Linked DNA regions of Homo sapiens: regions 1 and 3 are each linked to region 2. The links are chromatin loops, found by intact Hi-C in ENCODE. Cell type or tissue: Calu3. All regions are shown on one strand.

The links. Peaks named below come from ENCODE experiments on the same cell type or tissue, not always from the same donor. Only the 100,000 strongest peaks of a DNase experiment are listed, where the experiment ranks them.
Region 1: it touches region 2 in a loop (17-fold over the local background); 14 of 110 quality-filtered maps call a loop at or near these places.
Region 3: it touches region 2 in a loop (22-fold over the local background); 59 of 110 quality-filtered maps call a loop at or near these places.

Annotation. Positions count from the first base shown.
Region 1 is chr15:46,309,292-46,317,291 of GRCh38, reverse strand. No RefSeq gene overlaps it. Among named protein-coding and RNA genes, the nearest start is that of SQOR, 680 kb to the right of the region's middle. In Calu3, a CTCF peak has its summit at 4,940 (motif pointing left); a DNase peak (open chromatin) is centred at 4,961.
Region 2 is chr15:47,983,236-47,991,235 of GRCh38, reverse strand. The region is part of intron 1 of LOC124900354 (a long non-coding RNA gene); the gene reads right to left. It overlaps LOC102724553 (a long non-coding RNA gene), which reads left to right. Exons shown (of 3, transcript XR_001751520.2): 2 at 3,382-3,599. Among named protein-coding and RNA genes, the nearest start is that of SLC24A5, 130 kb to the left of the region's middle. RefSeq lists an enhancer at 3,035-3,084. In Calu3, no CTCF peak of the experiment used is centred here; a DNase peak (open chromatin) is centred at 3,135.
Region 3 is chr15:47,467,537-47,475,536 of GRCh38, reverse strand. It overlaps a transcript of SEMA6D not described here. Among named protein-coding and RNA genes, the nearest start is that of SEMA6D, 250 kb to the left of the region's middle. In Calu3, no CTCF peak of the experiment used is centred here; no DNase peak of the experiment used is centred here.

The DNA of each region.
Region 1 (8,000 bases), 1.7 Mb after region 2:
ATCACCATTCCTTCCCATTGATGTATGGGCCAAGGTTCCAGGGGCCCCACAGAACTAGAATTGCAAAAGCACAATGCAGCACTCCCTAATCAATTCATAGGGTGACCTCACAGCATCAGTCAATGGAGGTTAGTGGTCATTTTCAATTCACTGTGAAAGAAGAGCTTTTAAGGAAGACCTTAATCAAATGTAATTAGTCTGGAGGGTGATGGACGATCCATTTAGCCAAGCCTATGTGAAGTAATATAAAGTAACCTTAAGTAGGGTTGGCCTTGGGGCATCTTATTTACCAAACCAAATTCAGTTTGATTTTATGCTTTGTTCAAAATGATGTTGGAGCAATTTCTCTCCTTTACTTACCTAATGTGATCCTGACCCATTGCAGTGACCAAAGACGTCCCTTGGTTTTTCTCTCCACACTCTACCTTATAGTTTACAAAGTGAACTAAAGCACAATTACTCTAACAACTCATATCATTTTCTTTCTGATGCCTTGTTTCTGATAAAAAGTAAATTTGGAAAATACAGAGAATCCCATAGAAAACAAACACCACCACCCAGAAATAACTCCTGTTACTATTTTGATATATGGCCTTTCAGGTAGTTTTCTTTGCCTTTTTATAGGTTAACAATATAATGAGGTTTTCTTTCCTGTGCTGTCTTATTTTGAGTCTTTCCCCACTTAGAGAAATCCACAGGCCTCCAGGAGAATTGGAGTTCTTAGAGCAGGAAGGCAAAGACACAGTAAACTAGCAAACTTTAGTCAGCTTGATCTACTAAATAGGCAGTTAAGATGAAAGCAGAAGACTCCAAGGGGAGCTAGCCATACGATTTAAGACAAAATAATGGATTGGAAAGAGAATAGGAGATGTGAGTTGTCCTCCCCTTAGGAGATGGATTGAGGGTCACTGGGGAGTTGGGACCTGCAGATGACCAGACTAAAGGGACCATGTGCAGGACAGTCATGTCAGGATCAAGGGAATACTAAGCCACTCTTCCCCCTCCTCCTCCTCTTGTTCTAGCACCTCATAGAAGCTGAGCCCATATGTGCTGGCTTCCTGTGCCTGCAAGCCATGACCTTGTCATGTGTGCTGAGTAGACCTTTTGGCCAGCCTTCTTACTTTTGAGATAAGGTCTTCCAATTATAGTAGAAATCAGTTTTGCTAGCCAACAGTGTCCCCAAAAAGAAACATACAAAGCCTGCATTTTCAATTCCCAGACAAGGGGGAATAACTGACATTTTAATATCGGGTTGTGATTTTTATGATGCTAACTGGATGTCTTTTTTGTTACTGTAAAAGGACTTTAATTTCCTTTGAGTTCCTCAGAAAAAGCAAATCCTGAGGCATCCCTTTATATCTGAAGTATTTTGAGATCTATATTTTTTTTCATTTAAACCTAAGATCACTGGATTATGACTTTAATCAAAATGAGACAGATGAACCACTCAGAACTTCACAGTGTTTCTGCCATCACCATCACATTGTGCCTAAGCATATTATTCTGAGATCTGCAAAAGATTTTGAATGTGTTTGACATACAGTAACAAACATCAGGTTGACAGACATATGGTAAAAGGTATGTATGGTTGCACATGGAGAGAGTTAACAGCATCATTTGCTCAGCCCCACACCCCTTGGGAAACAGTCAGTTCAGTTCTCCTTACAGCTCAGGCAAATTGGTGCTCCATGCGAGAGAAGAGCTCCCTTCACCCTGACCCACGTTGCTGCAGTAATCACAGTAATCACATCCATCAGCTCCCGTGCATTTCCCTGTAGGGTGCCCATGGGAGTGGAGGGTGCTGGCTTATTGCCTCTCTGCTGCTTCCCCAAGGGGCAGCCTGGCAGTGGTTGCTGCCTAGCCAGATGGGAGCTTGCTCCTGGGAAAGTAAACAAACTTATTTTCTACCTTGAAAAAGAGAGGGTCAGGCTTTATTTTTCTAATCTGTACTGGAAAACAAATGCTACTGTTTCTACTTTATCAATGATGGTGTAATACCACCAAATGTGTAAGACTTGTCCACATAGCCTACAGAGCATTAGAGTCTGAATTCAGAAATTCCCAAAGCCTGATTTCTGGTGAGCATCTTGAATCCTCCTGCCAGTTATATCCATGGTCACCATTCCTTATTTCCTTCATTCACATTTTATTCCTCTGCATAACCCCTGCACAGGGCAGCTGCTTTATTAATTTTCATTGACTAAATAATAAATCCAAGTGTGGCCCTGGACGTGCTACTGTCTCTCTGGGACTTATTTCCCATCAGTAAATAAGGGGTTGGACTAGATAATTTCTAAGTTGCCTTGAAGCTTCAAAATCTTCTAAGGTTCTGCCACTAGCAGTTTACCTGTACTGCCTGGTTTTCTGCCTGAGCTTGCTGTCTTCCCTGAACCAGTACAGGTGGGCACTTATAGTGTGTGGCCCCCAAACCTTGGGCTTCATCTATAATACTGTACATTCAGAGAGAGAATTTTCCAACTGAGGGAGGGGAGCAGGGCAGGACACGGAAGTCTGAGAGCAAATCAGGACAGCATAAGCAAGACCAGAGCAGAGGAGAGAAGCCATCACTCGCAGGAGCCATCCCAACCCGAGGGGTTGCTGTGGTCAGGGGTGCTTCATCAGGGCTCTGTCTGGCTCATACAAAATTCATTCTCTAGTTTCCAAATCACTTGCTGATACTAATTTGACTTTCCAATACCAAGAAAGAGATTAGGCTGTGTAATCAATGGAACAACATATTTTATTTCATCAATTAAAATTATGGTTTAAACTTTGTGGTAGGCTAATTGGCCCCCAAAGATATTCAGGCCTTAATCCTTAAAACCTGTGAATATTACCTTTTATAGAAAAAGTGGCTTCGTGGATGTGACTAAGGATATTGAGACAGACAGAGAGATTATCCTTCCTTATCAGGGTGGGAGCTAGGGAGAGGGATATTTGACACAGAAGATGAAGGCAATGAAAGCATCTTACAACACAAGTAAGATGCTACACCGGTGGCTTCAAAAATGGAGGAAAGTCTGGGCGCAGTGGCTCACACCTGTAATGCTGGCACTTTGGGAGGCTGAGGTGGGCAGATCACCTGAGGTCAGGAGTTCGAGACCAGCCTGGCCCACATGGTGAAACCCTGCCTCCACTAAAAATACAAAAATTAGCCAGGTGTGGTTACACATGCCTATAATCCCAGATACCTGAGAGGCTGAGGCAGGAGAATCACCGGAACCCGAGAGGCAGAGACTGCAGTGAGCTGAGATCACACCACTGCACTCCAGCCTGGGTAACAGAGCAAGACTCTATCTCAAAAAAAAAAAAGAAAAAAAATGGAGGAAAAGTCCAGGAGTCAGAGAAGGAAATTAATTTTGGCAGCAGCCTCTAGAAGTTGGAAGAGTCAAGGAATAAATTCTTCTCTGGATCCTCCAGAAAGAACAAGCCCTGCTGGCACCTTGACTGTAGCCCAGTGACACTGATTTTGGGCTGCTGGACTCCAGGATTGTAAGAGAATAAATTTGTGTTGTTTTAAGCCTCTAAATTTGTGTTAGTTTATTACAACAACAATAATAAACTAATACAAACATAAACTCCCTTGTGATATTAGTACCAATAGTCCTTTGTCTAAGGGTCTAATTGCTTTGAGTTAGCCTAAAAATGTTTTAAAAATCTAGTTTCTGGACACACAGACCCCGGACCATACACAGCGGAAACCTTCTAAGAAACCCACTGCCCTCCCAAGCAACACCTTTAATTTGGATTCACACTTTCTTTCAAACTGCAGTAGGATGCAGTTTCCCCTACTGTGGCCTCTGAAAAATACATCAGTTGGTTGATTTTGCATGTAACTATAAGGCATCTAGTAGGGTTTGAAAAAAATAAGCCAAAATAAAGTATCGAGTTCACATACTATTAATGGCTGCAGCTACTGTCATTCAAATGCAGCTATTCTCCCTCACTTTCTTATTACAGAATGCCCTTACTAATCTTCTACAGGTATCAATGCCACCCAGCCCTGTCTGGACTGGATGCTAGTCTGCTGTTTCTTAAACCTTAATATGCATTATATGCAGTGAAATCACCTGGGGATCTTGTTAAAATGCAAATTCTGATTCTGTAGGTCTGAGGCAGGACCTGAGATTCTCAATTGTAATAAGCTCCCAAGCAATGCCAGGACTGCTGGTCTACAGACCACACTTTTAAGTAGCAAGGTGCTAGATCATACTCTGGAAGTTTTAGCCTAAGGTGGATTTAAATTGGCACTACCAACAAAGCCTTGTGATATTCCCAAACCCTTGCAGAACTTACCTTGAAATACTTTTGCTGGATGCCGCACTCTACCTAGTGCACCGTCTCTGGTCCTGGCCTGCACGTTAAGTACTTCCTTTGCATGCCTCTATTCAACATAACACCCTTGAATCCCATCCTGGTCTTCAGAGAATTTTTTCCTTATGATGTGGGCACTGAACTTGTAAGAATCTCTTCTGCTTTTCCTGAATGTCAGTGTTTCTTCAGTCCCCTGAAATCTTACTCTAAAATGTTTCCTTTATCCTGTTCACCTGCACCCCTAGGTTGCAAAGACTTGCTCAGTCCTTAAATAAAGGCTTTTTCTACTGGTTTGGGTCCACGTCTAATGAATCTATGCCTAGACAGGGCCAGTGTCTCAGGAGCTATCAGGGGCCCAACATCCTGCCATAGCTGGCTTACCTTTGGTGGCTCCCAGCAATATCTTAGAGCCTATTTCCATCCCTTCCTGTTTTAAAACTACCACTCCCTGTGGCATCCCCTGTTGATTTCAGTTTCTGATCTGAGTAATGACTATAGTCTTTGGTTAATTTATGAAGGACACACAACTGGCATACCCTGCACCCCATAAAAGATCAAGTATTTTCTCCTCCACCTGCTACATACAGGTTCTCCCATTTGGTTCACTTCCTCTAGCCTCTATCAAAGGGCTTCCCAGCTCTCTGCTGCCCTCTCCTGGCATTCTTTAGCACTGTGCTCACATCAGCGCTTGAAGAGCCAAACCAATGGAATCACAGACCCTTGATCTGCAAAGACCTAGAAAGGTAATCTAACTAGCAAGCTGAACTGGGCATCTACTACTTTTATCAGCATTTTCTAAGTAAGAATTTCAACAGAAATATAGAAGGATCACATCCTTAACAGAGTTTCATTTCTAACAGAATGAAAATCACAAGAATAAGAATAGAGGAGAGAAACTTTAGAGTAAATTTAAAGAAGAAAGAGGACCCCAGTTTGGCTAAACTAGTGGTTCCCAGGTCTAGCTGGAAAGATTTCAAGAAATATTGTCCTCTGGGTCCTACTCCAGTTCATTCCTGATTACTTATATTTTTGATAATCTTCCTAGTGATTCTAATGACTGTTAAGAGCTCCTTGTTTAGACTATAAAATATGAGATATGAATTAAAATCTGTCATATTATGGAAAATATTAAATGACACACTTACATTTTATAGACAATTTTTGAATATTTGTAAAGAGCAGCAGACCTCACATAAAAGGGTGCTTTGGTTTATACTTTCAGAGTACAGATCCTCCTGACCAGACTTTGTTCTCTGGCCTACCGCCATCCTTCTGTGCTTGTCCAGCCTCCTGCCTCATTAAGTGTTTTGCACTATATCTTTAATGCTGACCCCCACAGAGGATCCATGGCTCCTCCTGACTAGGCACTGCCCCTTCACCCTAGTACTACAGTCTTAGCCCACTCAGGGAAGCCCCCTACCACTTCATGCCCTCCAAGCAACACACCCTTCCCTCTCGGACTGTGCTGCCCCCTGTTCTGTGGGCAGACCCAGATGGTGAAGGCCTGGGGTGGGGGAGACAAGTGGAGCTACACTAACAAATGATACAATGAGGCTCTCTAATACTGTTTTCTCGGATACTCCTAATGTTGCTTCTATCTAATAATATGTTCTGATTCTATAAAAGCTATTGTCTCTCGCCTTGGCTGGAGTCTTTCCCATCCTATCCTACTTATCATAAGTACCACCCTTTCCCAAAAGACTTTCCTGACTGCTCCACCTCTCCCTAGTCAGAGTCCACTTGTACTTGTCTTGTGTACCATTATTTCGCATTTAACATGCTTTAATTTTCTTTCCTTCAAGATATTCAAGTTCTCTATCTTACTTAACATGTTGTATTTTTAGTTGTTACACTGCAAGTCTCTCTCATCTTTATACTGCTTTATTGCGCTGGAAAGGCAGACCACGATGCCTTGCACACAGTGGGTGTTCAGTTAGTATTTACTGATTGGATTTCTTCCAAGCGTCACTGGCTCAATCCTTAGAAATAAAACCCCAATCCTGGTAAATCTGTCTTTCTTGGCCACTTGGCTTTTTCCCTTCCAATTCACCAGTGCTTACCCAATAATCTCTTATTCCTCAGAGGCTAGACTCCACGTTTCTTACCTCCTTTGGCACCCATTTCTTACTTCTTTTGGATGATCATTTCTATCCTTTAGCGAACCTCAGTGTGCTTTTTCTCCTTTCCAGTGTTTACTCTGCTTAGCTAGAAGATCACTGGCAACTTTGAATTTGCATTTTTAATCAGGCATTGCATCATATTTTTACTCTATTATTCTTAGTTCCTGTTGCATTTAAGCTACTGCGGGGTATATGGGTGAGAGCATAAACATAAATAAGAAAGCAATTTGCCTTACTTCATCTTCTAAAATCTCTAAGCGTTAATTTTACATAAAGCAATATCACTTTGTCTTCCTTTCATAGAAACGTTGCCTGCTATTTTTAAGGTAAAAATAAAGGCTCTCTTAGGGCAAAACCTACCTATTCCAAAGCCCCTTCTGGAAACAAATATTATTTAAATTCAGTTAGACCTTTTGCCCAAGGTACACCTTCCAGAGGAAATGAAAGCAGTACACTTCATTTGGCTCTGCTCCCCATATCCCTATCCTATAATTCTTGTCCATTACAGCTTATTTCTGACCCTGGGATGTTGTGTGTGCTTCGTACATAGAGAAATCTGATCCTCACTAAGCTGTCCAACTCCAGGCAAACCCCAGCTCTGTGATTATGGCAGGGAACTGCTATAGCCTGCCAGGTTTCTCTGTTGCAGGTTTACTTCCTGTGCAGTGGAGTCCCCCTCTCCCAGGTGTCCACACAACCAACTGAACACCCTCAAAGTTCCCTGCATTTAGGGTCTTTGCTGCCCTCTCCTGTTGTCCTTTGACAGACACACCAACCCAGGAACATCAGAAGTGAGCTTTCGTCTCTCTCTTCTCACTGCTGTCTCACTCCCATGTCTGACAGCCACTGAGTGATCTCCAAACGAATCTGAAAATGTGATCGTCTGAAATGGAATTCAAATTCTCTCTGCTCTTCAAATTAGCTGAGAATATGAAATGACCTCCCAAATCCTAAACAGAAAGGCAATGGGATGCCCAACAATGTGGTTAGTTGTTAGGGGTTTGCAGGGAGCTGAGAGAGGCAATGAGTATTAAGGCACAGGCTCCTCCAGCTCTGCCAGTTACTAGCAGGATTTCCTTCTGCCAAGTTGTTTTGGCCACTTATGCTCCATGTCCCACATCCACAAAATGAATATAACATTACCTCTGGGCCATTTCAGTAAGCAAAATCCCAAAATAGTTAGCACTCAGATGATGCTTATTATTGTGTCAGGCACCGTGCTGAGAATTTGGTGCATTCCGTCTCTTAATCTTCATAACATCCACGAGAGATAGAGACTACCCCAATCTCATTTTACAAATGGAAAGACTGGCTATGGGGGTACTTTTTTAAAATGTTGCAGTGTGTTGTATTTGACTGAGATTTTGACTTAATACAACAGAAGCCGAAGCCAAGAAAAATAGCCACATAGTGAATATCTAGCCAAGACGTCAGGGACACAGCGGGGTGACTGGTGAGGTGGAAGGGGAATGAGCAGCAGTGGGAGTCACATAGGGAAGGGCTTGGATGGGGCATTGAAGAGCACAGCTGGCCTCAGCCTTCCTACATCTGAATCTTATTTGGCCA
Region 2 (8,000 bases):
GACCTCACAAGATTCTTGCAACAGGGCAGTGATTCTTTAGCAATGTCTTTGTATGCCTGGACTCAGAGCCACCCAGAGGAGCCACAGGAGGGTCCCTCACCCTCTGCGCCCACGAGACTCTGCTACCAGTGCCCTCTTCCACCCAAAGCACTAAGTCAATGAAGACAGTCTCTGTTCTCAGGCACATATCTGCCCTCCATGAGGCTGAATAGAGCCCATTCTCCCTCTTCCATACCTTTCATCTCAAAGGATTCCTGAGCACACAATCCACTTTATAGCCTGGTCCTCTACCATTAGATAATAAAGGGTCTTTCACTGATCTGTGCTGTTGAAATGCCACCACCTCCACTATGCAGCTGCTCTGGGCTGTACAGAAAGCATCTCTCAATCCTAGGTCATTTAGAATGTCATAGCCTGAGGAGAATTCAGAAGGACATCGAGGTCTACAAGTTATAGAAAAAGTGTGGACTTTTGCAAAATGCACACACAAACCAAAACCAACTTTCCAACCAATCCTCAGAAAACCAGACTGAATCCATTAAAATGATGTTGGTTTGTTTCGCAACGAAGAACCAGCTTTGACCCTGTCCATTTTTTGTCCTACTCAAAGTGGTCTCTTTACCATAAACAAATAGGCCTCTTAAAGTGACAGTTGTATAAATAAAACTTGAGAGTGGTAGGATAAACTTTACGTGGTCCTGTTGCCAAATAACTATGGATATTAGTATGTTTTGCCTAATTCAGATCAATGAAGGCCTCGCTATGTGCGAGCTGGCTAGCAGCTGGGAGGCAAACATGAGTTGTAGTTTCTGACCTCAGTGTCTGGTGGCACTACTGGGTGTGGAGACGCTGTACAAACACATTTGTATGTTCACATTTCCTATGTAAAAGAAAAGGGCTTGGGGTAGTGTCAGACCCCTGACTCTTCTTCTTCATAACAGACAGGGCTCTCTACAGAGCACCCTTCTAGAGCAGCTTTAGCAACCAAGGGACAGACACCTCAGTCTGTTTTAAGTTTTCTCCTTCCTATTGAAAGGAAGTCCAGAACAAATTCAGGGAGGTTTTCAATAATTACTCATCAACAATCTCATAGTCACAATACTAAAAAAGACTGCTGACATTTTGGTTTATTTTCTAGTACTAGCTACATCTGCACATAACTTTTATTAAGTTTTCTTTAAAAGGATGATTCAAATTTTTGGTCGGTGTGGTTTAAATTTTATTTTTTTTAACTGCTCAAATACATGACCCATAACAGAGGAAATTTGAAGAGTGACTGTTCCACTGATCTACCTAGGTGGGTCTAATATAATTCTTAGAATTCCTCACCACTTCACCTTTTTCAAGTTCGCTGTTTTTTTGTGGGTTTTAGCCCTCTTTAAGTCAATATGACTGTTTTACAGAATCCTTTAGGATCATAATGGGGAAAAGAGGAGAAAAATTGTGGTGGCTTAAAATGTATTCACATTTGTAGTTTCAGATAACTATATAAAAGTCAATCATCAATAATTTGTTAAACACCAATTTGTGCCGGAGTCGCTCTGGAAACTTGCCAGAAACATGGGGGTGAGTATATGAGCCACATAAGCAAAAATCCTCAGTGAGCTCTGGTGAGTGAGATGAGATAATCATGGGAACAATTTGAAAATACTCCAATATGATATGTCATTAAGTACTCAATTTTCTGCTATGGACGTTGGGGAGAAGGGGATTCAGATAGAAAGAGAAAAATATGGGCCAGGCATAGTGGCTCATGCCTGTAATCCCAGCACTTTGGGAGGGTGAGGTGGGAGGATTGCTTGAGCTCAGGAGTTTGAGACGAGCCTGGGCAACATGGTGAAACCTCGTATCTGCAAAACAAAACAAAACAAAACAAAACAAAAAAACAATAAATTAGCCAGGCATGGTGGTGTATCCCTGTAGTCCTAACTACTTGGGTGGCTGAGGTGGGAAGATTGCTTGAGCCTGGGAGGTGGTGACTGCAGTGAGCCGAGATTGTGTCACTGCACACCAGCCTGGGCAACAGAGCTAGACCCTGTCTCAGGAAAAAAGAAAAGAAAGAAAGAAAGGAAGGAAGGAAGAAAGAGAGAGAGAAAGAAAAAAAGAAAGAAAGAGAAAGAAAGGAAGGAAGGAAGGAAAAATATGGACTTATTGCCATTCACAAAAGTCTTTGTGGAAGAAGAGGGGAAACCTAAGCCTTGTTATTTGGTAGTTGGGGTGCAGCCAGGGGAAATGCATTCGTTCAGACAGTGGATGGCAAAGCAGAGTGAGAGTCCATTGCTCTTATATGTTGGTGAAATAGGGTGAGAAATCTCTTGGACCAATGGTCTTTAGACATTCAGTTGACCATCAGGACTGTCCATCAGAGGCTGAATTTTCATTCACTAGACAGGTGAACCTCGGCTTCTCAGCTCTAACTTTTCCTCAGTTGCTCTCCCCTGCACCACCACCCCCAGGTCAATCTTCCTGGGCAGACAGCTCCTCCACAGACAGATGGTTAAACTGCAGGTAACACCTGCAGTGGTGTGGAATTGCACATGGGATATTTCTAAATCATCTAACACAGGTATTCTCACACTTTTATGTATAGCACAGTCACCTGGAGAACTTGTGACATCACATTGCTGGGGCCCACCTACAGAGTTTCCAATTCAATAGGTCTGGGGCCCAGGGCAAGGCCAGGTAAATCATCAGCAGGACCAGTCCTGGATGCTGCTGCTGATGTTGGTCTAGGGACCACACTTTGAGAACCACAGATCTAGGCCATTACGTCAGTTTACAAAAGAGTAACTGAGGCCCAGAGAGATCTCAGAGTTTAAAGACTGCATTAGAAGGCAATTGCCAACCACCCCTTCACCGCTTACCTTGTGCAAAGCCTAGCTTAATCCTCAATTCCTGCAGGGCAAGTCTGACTTTGGTTAGATTTTAATTGTCTGAGAGCTGAACTTCTCTCATCTCAACGAAAGTTCTTGCATATTTAGAAACAGGTCTGCCCAAAGGTAGGAGGATAGACCAACTATCTTTGAGGCTTTTAAGGCTATGACAACATTACATTAGTAAAATAATTTCTTTTACAAATTAAATGTGAATGTGTTAGGTCCATAATCTTACAACCTGTAGGTGGCAGTGCCTTCCTTCTCTATACACAGCTATATGCCTGGTTTCATTTCCTGAGTAGCTGAGAAGCCTGCAATGCATACAGTGTTAGATGCTGGGCCATCTACTCCTTGCCCAAGAAAGCCCCTCCAGGGACAGCTGAATCAGATAACTGGAGTTTGCATTCTGAGAACTATTGTTCTGAATTAACATGTGAGGTTTTAAAATTTTTTCTTATTTTCTTGTTTAACTTATTACATTTTTATCCTCTGCATGGGGTTTTAGACTTAACATCTCTGGAAAGCCAGAAATCAGAGATACAGAGAAGTATTGAAATGCTGAAATGCTATGAATTTACTATAAGAGAACATTCTTCACTGAAGAGATCTCTAGCTGCCAAAACACCCTTTCATGCGTGAAATACCGGGGCAAAGAGGAAGGAAAAGAGAAGAGTATGACTCTAGGAACCATGTTGCAGAAATGCCAAAGGGTGGGACAAACAAGTAAGTGATTGTTCATCAGCTACTGTCAATTATTAAACATGAATTCCTCATTTCCATATGACCCACGACTTGCAGACGACCTGCTGGTACATGAGTTCCATTTTGTCAGTAGTAATTGACATAAAGATACAAAATTAACTCCACTTTTAATCCTAAAATGAAATCATATTGTATGAGTATGAGACATGCACTTGCAAACATCCAGCACTGTCTCCCCTATTCCTAAAGACCCCAGGGCCAGTTCCTTTCCCTAACTTCACTTTTCCTTTAATTGCCACCCCCTCTTTTCAGCTGCTGCCTTAGCAGAGAACACTCTGATCTAATGACTTTTGACCTCCTTTCTGTCTCCACAGAGGCAACCATGATTTCCTGATGTTGTATTCTCTCTTTTAAGCCATGCAAAGATCAATTAATTGCATCTCAGTTAATCTTCCTTCATTGTTCTAACATTCAAATTGAATTGGTTGTCTCCGAGTTTCCAATAGAATTGAGTTTAAACTCTCCTTGGGCATTAAAGTCTGCAGGATGCATTTTCCTCTTATTTATTCAGCCTCATCTGCCATGTCTTACCCTCCTTCCCTGCATTTACTCTGAACCTCACATCATTTCCAAAATGATTGTATGCTTATGCCTTTGTACATTTTGTTCCTTCTGAAAAATTTCTATTCATTTTTGAGAATTAAATGTCATTTTAGGGGAGCATTTCCAGATTTCCACAAACAGCACCTTCCTCATCCTTTAAGACAGCTTTCAGCACATTATAGTGTAATTTGCAGGTGTGCTTGTCTGTTCTGACTCCCAGCCCCTGCCTCACTTTGTTTCACCACCTACTGCAATAGGTCGGTGTTATGATGGTAGCAACTGTTCGATTCTTCTTTATATCCGTAAGACCCAGCATAGAACTGGACAGATAGTGCATGCTAAACATGGATTTTAAATCAATTAATGCTATGCAAGGTACTTTCTTTTGCTTACTTAGGAAAGCCCCTCTTTTCTCAATTTCAACCTTCCCCTTCTGTCTATTATTTCATTTTGTGAGCCCAACACATGGCTTGAGTTCTACAAGTGATAGGTTTGTACCAAGGAAAAGAAAGACAGAAATGTTGAAGCAAAACTGTGAATAGTGATGATTCTTCTTCTACTACTGCTTCTAAAATGTCATTCTCATCAGCTTCTAGAAATCCTTGAAAGTTACCTCAACTTCCCTTTAAGGTATTCACAAATTTTCATCTACATTTTTGTCTCTCCTAGATGAATTTACCTTTCCTCAAGCATCAGAATACAAGAAAATTAAAAATAATTTATTTTCTTACTTTTCTTATTTCTTTCTTACTGTTGTGTGTCATATTTTATTACCAGTATTGTAACAAAGCAGAGTAAAAAATGTTGTGTTCCATGTATTTTCACTGCAATCATATGCTATTTCTGATACTTTGTGGGTTAGATGGGGTATTGGGGTCAAGCCTGTGGTCAGCATCAGCATTACAAACACTGTTTTTAGAGAAGAATGAGTTTCAAATATCATCAATTGACCTAAAAATGAACTTTTTGAACATGTCTGATTTTTTAATGTGAGAAATTTGTTTCTGCATATATTTGGTGTCAATTAGTAAGAGTGGTCAACTCTTTCATTATGTCATATGTACAGGGCAGACAATGGGACTGAAGACATGTATATCTTGGAATGTGCTGGAAAATCTCTTATGATCCCCGGGAACATATATCCTTGATAATCCCCAGTAACATGTCTTTGTGTTTCCTGTGATACGAGGGGTGAAGCGAGAGAAAACCGGGGTTGACAGGATGTGGTCTTTTAGAGAAGGGCTGTTCAGCTCCATGCCAAAGGTGTTGGGAAGGTTTCATAATGTGGGTAAGGCTTGATCATCCAACTTAGGGAATTACTAACAATGACTGACAGAGCCTGATAAGCCCTCTCACTGTGGTCAATGCATTTACAGGTGTGAAAAGAATTGATGTAATAGTATTGAAAAAAATCTTTAAAAGAAAAACCCATTGCTGCCTTATTTTGCATGCAAGCAGAGATGTTGATGATATGCCTGATTGCTTGGGAACTAAGGAGATTAATTTTCCCTAAAAATTCCAGGTAGAGACTATAAGGAAGCAGTGAACAGCATGAGGCAGCCCACAGAACTTGGTAGATAGGCATTCAGACTAGACAGAGACGGAGAGCAGATCCCAACAGTAACTCAGGGAGAGACCCAAGACCCGTGGACATGACTCCACCTAGTTAGATCCTAGTTAATTTGAGGTGGGAATTAAATTAAACAGCACAAACCCCTTGAGAATGCAGGTGGACAGGTTTTATCCACAGCTGCTGCAGCCAGGTGCTATGCTTGATAGTATGACCCAAGAAATCAGCATAAAGAACTTCAGAATGTGCAGGAAGAGCTTTCCAGATAGCACTCATATTAGAAATTTTTTTTTATCTAAAAGCTAAGATAATTTATATCAGCTTCCCAACATAGCAATGCAGAAGAGAAGGCATTTTATGGCAATTATTTTACAGAGATATTTTTATGTTGGAATAAAACAAACTTGGAGAATTTCAGCTTTCCATGATTTGTAAAGTAACAAATAGTTACCAAAATACCTAGAGCAAGAGAAACACTTAAAAAAATGGAATTGGCCCAAATGACCATCAATCAATGAGAGGATAAAGAAAATGTAGTATATACATATATGCCATGGAATACTACTCAGCCATAAAAAGGAACAGAATAATGGCATTCACAGCAATCTGGATGGAACTGGAGACTATCATTCTAAGTGAAGTAACTAAGGAATGAAAAATAAAGCATCGTATGTTCTCATTCATATGTGGGAGAACATGTATGAGAACTCATATAAAGACGCAAAGCCATAAGAATGATACATTGGACTTTGGGGACTCAGGGAAAAAGATGGGGGATGGCGAGGGATAAAAGATACACATTGGATACAATGTATACTGCTCGGGTGATGGGTGTACCAAAATCTCAGAAATCACCACTGAAGAACTTTTTCATATAACCAAACACTATCTGTTCCCCAAAAACCTATTGAAATAAAAAAAAAAAAAACAAATAAAACACACACACACACACACACACACACACACACACACAAACCCCACATTCTTTGTAGGCTGACCTCTAAGCATTGGTAACTATATTGGTAACAAATATTTGTGATTTGTATATATAATCAGTACATATATAATTATATGTATGATATATATACACATCATTATATATAAATATGTAATATTAATAAAAGCATATCCATATTTATATATTTTACTATAACGCATATAAAATAGAATATATATATAATTTATATGAACAGTTTAAAGAACAATACTGAAATAAACAGCAGCGTAGTCACCAACAAGCTTAAGAAATACGCCTGATGCCCCTGTGTTCTTGTACTGCTCTAATCTCTCTCCCTGTTCCGTAGAGCTAACCGCTGTCTTGAATTTTGTGTTTATTATTATTCTCTGGCTTTTCTTTACATTTATATCCCAAATAGTTTAGCTTTGTGCTTTTAACAAATGGAATTTATTATGAATTATGTTATGTATATTATGTTATGTATATGTATATGTATATTGTTAAAGCAAACTAAAGGACTCCATACTTCTATATTTGAGTCCTTGTGGATGAACTGTAACCTAGCTTAACAGTCAGGCAAAATTGAAAACCTAATTTAGGACCATTTGCCGGTAACAATAACTGAGTCTTGGCTAATTCCAGAGGCCATACTTCAACCACTCAGACTGCTAACTGTTGGAACTGTGTTCAAAGAAGGCAAACGCCAACCTGTAACCAATCCAGCTGTTTCTGTACCTCGCTGCCAATTTCTGTACATCGTTTTCCTTTCTTTGTATATAACTCTTCCACCACGTGGCTGCGCTGGAGCCTCTGTGAATCTGCTGTGATTCTGGGGGCGGCCCAACTGGCGAATTCTTAATTGCTCAATTAAACTCCTTTAAATATAATTTGGTTGAAGTTTTTCTTTTATCAATATACACATATACCTATAACAATATACATATTCATATATATGTTGTTTATTTGTGTATATATATAATTACATATCATATATATACTATATATTTATGCTATATATATACATATTCATATATATATGTGTGTGTTCCTGGAACTTTCCCTCTTCATCTTTGTGCTTTGAGAACTCTTTTTTACAGCTACATGGTATTTCATTATAAGAATATACCACAATTTATTTATACAGGCTCTTGTCGATGGACATTTAGCCTCTTCCCCCATACAACCATTCCAGAAATGCTGGTATGAACATTCAGGTCCATGTTTCTTGGAGCATACGAGCAAGTGTCTCCCAAGATCAGAATGGTCATGTAGTAGGAAACGGACATCTTCA
Region 3 (8,000 bases), 520 kb after region 2:
TGAGTGTATGGGGGCTTTCCAGCTAGCATTCAGGTTGCCTACACAAACATTTAATCTGCCAACAAAGGAAGTGATATATGATACAGAAAAATGAAAATCAGATACACTGCAAAGGATTCTACAGTTAGAATTCTTGAGTTTGAATAGAACCTTCAAGACATTCTGTGACAAGATTTAGCTATTCTAGGCCTTATTTTCCTCATTGAAAAATGGGGATGATACTTTATAGAGTTGTTATGCAACATCAATAAAATTATAAATGTAAATGACTTAGCACAATGCCTGGCACACAAACAGGGCTCGAATATATTGCTATTGGTATGATTATGATTTAGGCTTTTATTTAGGTAAATGAGAGCGCTTTCTTTTTTCAGCAAAAATTAACTGAATGTACACTAATTGCTTGGCACTTGTCAGGTCAGGCTCTATTATGCAAGCCACAAACTGACACCTAAATATCAGTGACTTAATGTCACAAAGGCTTATTTCTTGCTCATATTTTATAGCCAATGAAATGTCAGCAGGGACTCTGCTCCACACAGTCACTCAAGGATCCAAGTTGAAGGAGACTCTATCACCCTGTAGCTATATCATCCAGAATATATGCCTGCTAGATGGCCATGAAATCGTGCCGCAACATCGTACCATAGAATCATGAAGCATTGCATGAGAGCTTTCATTCTCTTAGTCTGCAAGTGACATTCGTATTACCTCCAATCACACGTCATTGTCTAGAGTTGGTCACAGTGTCCTGTCTGATTGCAAAAGGGCCAAGGAATACAGGGAAAATGACAAAGGGACCATTTGCTGAGCATCACTGTTTTTGCCTCAATATTAAGCACTGAAGAAACAAATATAACGAAGACTTAGTGCCTCTTTGCATGTAGCAACTTGCGTAGGTGTTAAATGGCTTTAATAAGTCAGTACCTACTAGAGGGATGCTGCACATATGAGTATTTCATTGAAGTCACACAAGACGCTTTGAGAAGAATCATATTTTAAGATGATTTTTAAAGTCATGTGACATTTGCTGTGAAAGATATACTTGTAAGTTTAAGACTTAATGCCACATACCCTTTGTGCAATAAGGTTTTCATTGCCTAGAAATAAAAGTGTAGTTTTTGTTTATGGTAATTTCATGGTATAATAGAAAAAAAACAAATATTGAGCAAACATTCTACAATTAATTAGGCCATTTACTCTTCAATCTACTTCTCTAAATTGAAAGGAGAGAGGCCTCTGGCTAAGATATTCTGACTCCAATTGTGACAGGGAGGGTCTGTCTTCCTCATGGCTCAGTGGTAAGCCTGCCTCAGGCAGCCCTCAGCTTCTTCTCAACTCAGTTCACTCCATGAGTCCAAAAGCAAGGCGACAAGCTGACAGGAACTCAGCTAGAATTCTTGGCCTTCTATTCAGCTTCATGAGCCAAAGGGAAAAGAGGCCACCTTCCAAGGTCCAGCCAGCTAGGAATTAAGCCTCCTTCTCCTTTTTTCTTCCTATACCATTGCCAGAAAGCCTGTGGACAGCCTTCCCAGGCTTCCGGCTCCCCTGGCCAGCTGGGAAAGGCACAGCCTTTCCAGAACCCGATGAGCTTGCCAACAATTTTTTTTTTCTTGCCCCATGTAAGAGCCAGAATTGCGAGATTACAAAGCCACCATCACAATATAGTCACTAATAGATGTTTTAAGAGTCCAAGGGGAAAGAAGGAGTTTCTGGGTCAAAGAAAAAGAAAGAAAATGATGAGTTTCGAGCAGTGTAGTCACAGTTTTTCAGAGTTTGCTGATAATCAGAGCAAACCTTTTCCTTCCAGGGGACCCCAGGCAGTCTGGAAGACGTGTCTCTGAAATCCGTTCAGAGCCATATTTCATTAGTTTTATTTTATGAGAAGCTTTCTTTTTAAGCATTAACCCCAATTCTCTAACGCATGAAAAATTTAAGTTCATACTTTATGAAGAGGCATAATGCTGGTACCAAATCTCTATTTTACATATAGACTTCCTGAGGACTTGATGGAGAGCCAGCTAGTGACTCTCTTTCTTTCAGAGTGTGTAATGTGAGTCAGGGGACTTCAGCATAATTACTGGCTTTGACAGGTGATGTAGATGACTTCCAAAGTTGGCCTTGGTGTCTCTTGGCTCAGGAACTCCCCTGGCCCAGCCACAGACCCTCTCTCAAGAGGTACCGACTCTCTGATTTGGCCTGGTATTATCAAGGGTCCACTGGCTCCACAAATCCTAAATCTTCTCTAGCCCCGGTTTTGGACTGGAACCAAAGCTGCCTCTGCAGTGGCTGAGGGGAAGGGCCCAGAGTGCAGTGGGTACTGCCAGCTGTGAAGTGAGGGTGAGGCTGCCACTCCTTTCCAGGGAGGCCTGTCTGCCTCCTCCTCTCATCTATGTCCCCAGTCTCACGGCTGTCCAAAGGATTAGCAAAGCATTTTCTTTTCCTCAGACTGACCCTAGAGAAGACGTAGAGTCTGAATGTCTCTTTTCCAGGAAGTTCCCATGACTCTTTGGAGAGCAGAGTGCTGTCTAACTTATCACAGTTACAGTTTCAAATGGCAGGTACTACACAAAACATTGGCACTGTCTTTCTCCAGAAAAATGGGTGTCATTTGCTCTATTATCTGCATAACTATAAGCAACCAGGCAAGTAGTCCTTGACAGAACAAAAGCATCTTCAACCCAAAAAAAGTGATTCTACCTCCTACCTTAGACTTCAGAATCCAGTTCCAAAAATCAAATCAATATTTTCCACATTGAACAATTTCAGGATTCAGTCTTCACCTATCTCTCCTTTATATATGTGTATCTCATTTAATCCTCAATTCTACTTTTTATATCAATGTTATTGGTATTTTTATTGATATTTTTGATATTTTTAATATGTTATTGATTTCTTCTAAAGCTCAGAAGAAATTAAGATACACAAACCACAAGATTAATGCCACATAGATTATAAGAGATGGAGGCAAGATTTGATACCAGTTCTCTTTGGCCACAAAGCCCCATGTTCCTTCTACTACATGGAGGCATCCACATTCCTCCAATAGAGTTCTAGGGTCATTTTGAATTCCCTTTTAATATCTTTTCTGTTTGAGAGAAAAATAAATTGCTCCTGCTCTTGTGATTTGGAAAGCATGGCCTACCGATAATTAGGGCATGTGGACTTGGTTCTAATTCTAATACTGCCAGTAGTGCAATAAGTGACTTAAGCAAGACATGGCACATTCTGGGCAACCGTTTTAAAAATGCCATCCATCTTTAACTTTTTCTTATTTCTCTGTACAATAGGGGCTATTAAAATACACAGGATTTAGAGCCCATGCTAGTGTCTAATCCGGCAGCACTTTGGCCCCTTTGAGAATCGAAATGGCAAAGCCAAGGTAATATGGTCTCAAACTTCAGCTGTCCTGCGTGGCTCCTATCAGTCACAATTGCCTTCTTGCGTTTTGCTGATCTCACTTAACCTTGCTTTCCAAGGATAAAGTATTTGTGTCCTCTATCTATTCTCTTTTCTCTCCCTCCATCCCCTTCCCCCTTCCCTCTCTCTCTTTCTCTTTTTCGTGTGTGTGTGTGTGTGTGTGTGTGTGTGTGTGTGTGTGTGTGAGAGAGAGAGAGAGAGAGAGAGAGAGAAAGAGCACAGCCAGGTAGAACTCTGATCACCGGAGGTTGGTATATTTCAGGAATTGTCTTCCATTCTCCTGACACACATTTGTTAACCTCAGATGTTACTACCGGCATTTTCTTTCATAGACATGCCTCGCTCTCTTCCCAGGAAGACACTTAAAAATCAAAAGCAGACTACCTTGTAATCTAGCTCCTCCCACTAGGCCCAGCCCCTAGTCTGGCTCAAATACCAAGGAATATGGGCTTATCTGCCAGGCTGCTCTCTACTGCCATCTCATGGTAATTCAGCCTTTCTCAGAGAATCAACCTTTCAGTAGGTGCAGACCCTCACAGGAGACAGAAATCATAAAGGCTCATGTCTGCCAGAGCAGCAGTCTTTACGACAGATTGTGTAGGACTTAAAGGCTGAAAATATCAAGAAAATTACTGAAGGAGTTGAATGTTTAAGCAAGGTGTATATCATAACTTGATTTCAAAAAGTAACAATTAAGAAAGTATGACTTATGACAGAAGGTGAATCCTGAATCAGAAAGACCCATTTCTGGGGGGGAAAGTGGGAGTTTGAAACATACCAGAATCTTGAAGATATATTTATGGAGATGAACAAACTGAAAACATCACTAAGAGTCAGCAATGATTTCAACACAATGACTAGGACAGTGCGTCAGTGTCTCAGAGTCTATAAAAGCAAAGTCACAATGAAGTCCACTCAGTCACCCAATGCCGTGTCACTGTGTGCGTAGAATTGTCGACTGCCCTGGCCCTGCTCCCACCAACATTCATGAGGAACAGCAGCCACATGTCCACTCACAGACTCTCTCTGGCACTTGGCTGCTGCTTCTCCCATCACTTGATCATAATTTGGAGTATTTCCATCTATAGGCATCATGCAACTTGCCTTCCTGTGTGGCTGCTTAACAGACAAGGCCATTACAGTGTACACATTTGGTTATGAAAAGAACACACTTTACATTGAATAAAATTTGGGAACACCCCACAAAGGACTGTCAGTGTATGGCATGCAACTCACTGACCCAGGTTATGATTCAAACGGTGTGCTTGGGCAGTGCTTTTATTATTTATCTTTATTCTCCTCCTATTATATTTTTTTCTAAATTGGCAAAGAGGGTTTAGATAATAATAATAATACTTGTAGTTTGAGCTGTATTAAATCAAGAATCCAATCTGTAAAGCTAACCCAACCTGACCACTTAGTCAAGCTCGTCTAATGCCAATTTGAGGCAAAAATCAAGATTAGGTTAAATATTTCCCTAAAGGAATGAATCTTCCAAGTTCAAACTTAAATCAAACAGCAGTATCATTCCATGCAGAAGAGACATAATTGCAAAAAAGTTCATGCCTTACCTCCAGCAGTCTTGGGCTTCCAGAGGGCTTCAGGCTGTCGATTTGCGAACAAGAGATCCAGGATTACGCATTCTACAGTAAATAGAAAAAAAAAGAACAAAAATATATTGGGATAGCTACAAATGCTGTGAAAATGTGTCACCTACAGACTACTAAAAAAAGAGAAAATAAATTGGAATTAGGTTCATAATTCCAGTTGATATAAGCAATTCTAGGCCTTCAATCAAAAAGATTTCTCCATGCAAAACTTAATAAGTAATCCAACAGTGCTGACCAGGGCCTGACAAAACATATGGCATGGTTATTGTAGGTAAGCAAGACCATTAGGTGGAACAAGGACATGGAATAAAGTAACACCAAGGCACACCGTAGCAAAGTTATTTCCTTTCCAATAATTACAATTAGTTCATGGGAAAAGTCTTATTTTGGTTAAAGTATGTCTCTAAACTGTACTAATCTCTCTTTTAACTAATTTGGGTATTGGTAGACAAGATTCAACTAGAATTTATTAATAGGGTTTTTTTTTTCATTGCATTTGTATTTATATGTCTTCTATTTACCATCTGCAGGACACTGTGAGGAGCAAGTTGTGATTAGTATACAAAGTCTCGTGGAGTTTATAATCATGTGCACACTTTTCTGAGAGGAGAAATAAAGTATTTCCTTATAAAATGGTTTTCAACTTAAGTGGGAGTAAAGTAAATCTTAAGTAAATAATAACACTTTTAATATATCAACATACAAAAGATCTTAAAAGTAGTAATAAGTGACTGAGTTTGGGAAATAGAATTTTCATGAAGAAGGGAGGTAAGCATACCTGGGAGATTGGAAGCTAAATGAAGACAGAGTCAAGGATGTCTTTGTTAATTTTATCTCCAATATCCAGCAAAGTACATGGCATATGATAGGTATTTGATAAATACTTTTACAATAGATGAGCAAATAAACACTTTCTGGAGAATCTGGAGGATGTTTAAATGTCTGAGCTACTGATGGGCATGAAACAGGGCTTGCCTATTATTGTAATTCTAATATCTGGAGTTGTTAATCTAACAGTACTCTGGGAATACTTACTGCATATATAACTGAACAGGTTGAAGTGTCCTGATTTCTTAACATTTCTCAAAAAGAAAAGGAAAATGAAAAAAACTGAAGACAATTTTGAAGTCCTCCCCCCACTAAACACACACACACACACACACACGCACATGCGTGCACATACACACACACACACACACACACACACCTTAAAGCAACTGTCCTCAGGCATTCCAAGGCAGGAAATCCGCCCCTGGTTGGGGCAATAAGGGGGTGCACTGCCTGTTAAGAGTTTTAAAATCATAATAAAGTTCAATTAAAAGTTGATTTGCTTTTTATCATCACCTTGCACTGATAATTCTCAATCATGTCAGTGATAAAATACTCCTTCCTCTGGGCAGACAGCTCCCACTACTCACTATGCCATTGAGTTCAGAAAAGATGGGTTATTTACTTAAAACAGGTAAGAAATTATGCTGACAGGAAATTTGGCAGTGACAGACTTTCCGTACCCAGAGACCTCAAGAGTTCAGGGGCCAATGAAAAGGAAAATCCAGGACTTTCTACATAAAACATTCCAAGAAAGTCTAGACAGGGTGGAATAGGAGGAATTGGTCTTGGAAATCATTCTGAATGGCTTCCTAGTGTGTTGATGAGGGTAAGCGAATGCAGCCCAGGGGAAGGGCTACTCCCTTTAGCCTGAGTGTCTAACAGTTGTGGGCAATTTTATCTGTACTATTCAAACCTGGATATTGGATATTAACAATTCAATCTGTGCTTTATTGATCTTTTCTGTAGAAGATAAGTAAGGAAAAGTGCCGCTTTAATAATTGCACAGCCTGTCAACAGCAAAATATGTAAAATAAAGGGTTTTGATAAGCAGGTGATCTTTCGGAAGGTATTGGGTCAGCTGCTCTTGATAACTCCCCCTTTGCTGTGAACTCGCTCCACGTAACACAGCTCACTTCATATCTACAACTGCCTCTTCTGAGGTTAGCCACCATGGCTGACCATGGCCCTTGGTGACTTGTGTCCTTTCTCAGAGCCGAGCTTTCACCCACTTATACTGAGTACCATGAGTAGGACAATTCTTGCTCCTCATTGCCTGTTTCCCTGCAGAGCTAGTGCTCAGACACTTGTTTCCACACCATTTTACCACTTCTTCGATTGCAGTGGTTGAAACAGTCTCCATTTCTGCTAATGCTGTTAATTCAGGATAAATTCTGCTATCATGAGAAAATGCCAATAATGGAAATCACTTTCAGCTGTAACTGCATTTTCAATGATGAAGAAACATAGGTATGAACACACATACACACACACACACCCGCACACAAACACACAGTAACATATATTTAAATTAGAAACAAGGTTGAAGTTGCTAATTTTCTTGATTGTACTGTATTTCCAACAAGAAGGCAGTCAAATCTAGTGCAATAAGTGACAATCAGTGGCATAAGACCATTATTTACATAACATATGTATTGGCCTATGCTTCACCAAGCACTGTGACATTAACTGTCTCAAAACAATCCTGTCGGTATTATAATATTATTATAATATAATTTTTATGCTACAGATGAGGGGAAACACTAAGGCCGTAAAATTAAAGACAATTTTTCCAGATCACATTACTAGTAGGGGAAGGAGTTCAAACTGGTCTTCTTTCTGCTTCCTAATGGAGCAGGCACATTTACTAAATGGCACCGATGCTGCCGGTGTAGGTCTTACAGAAATAATTACGACAGTGATAAAGAACTATATCAATGATCTCTTAGCATCCTGGCAGGGAAAGAAAAGAGACAATGAGTTAATCCCTAGCAAAATGCCATGATGTGTAAAAAAGAGAGAAACAGCTCCACTTCCATTTCGCAAGCACCTAAGTCAGCGCTTGCAAAGTTATCCCTAATTCAACAGCTTTTTTTCCATCCCTTCCTCTACTTCTCAATCTACCATTTAGCTAACATTTTC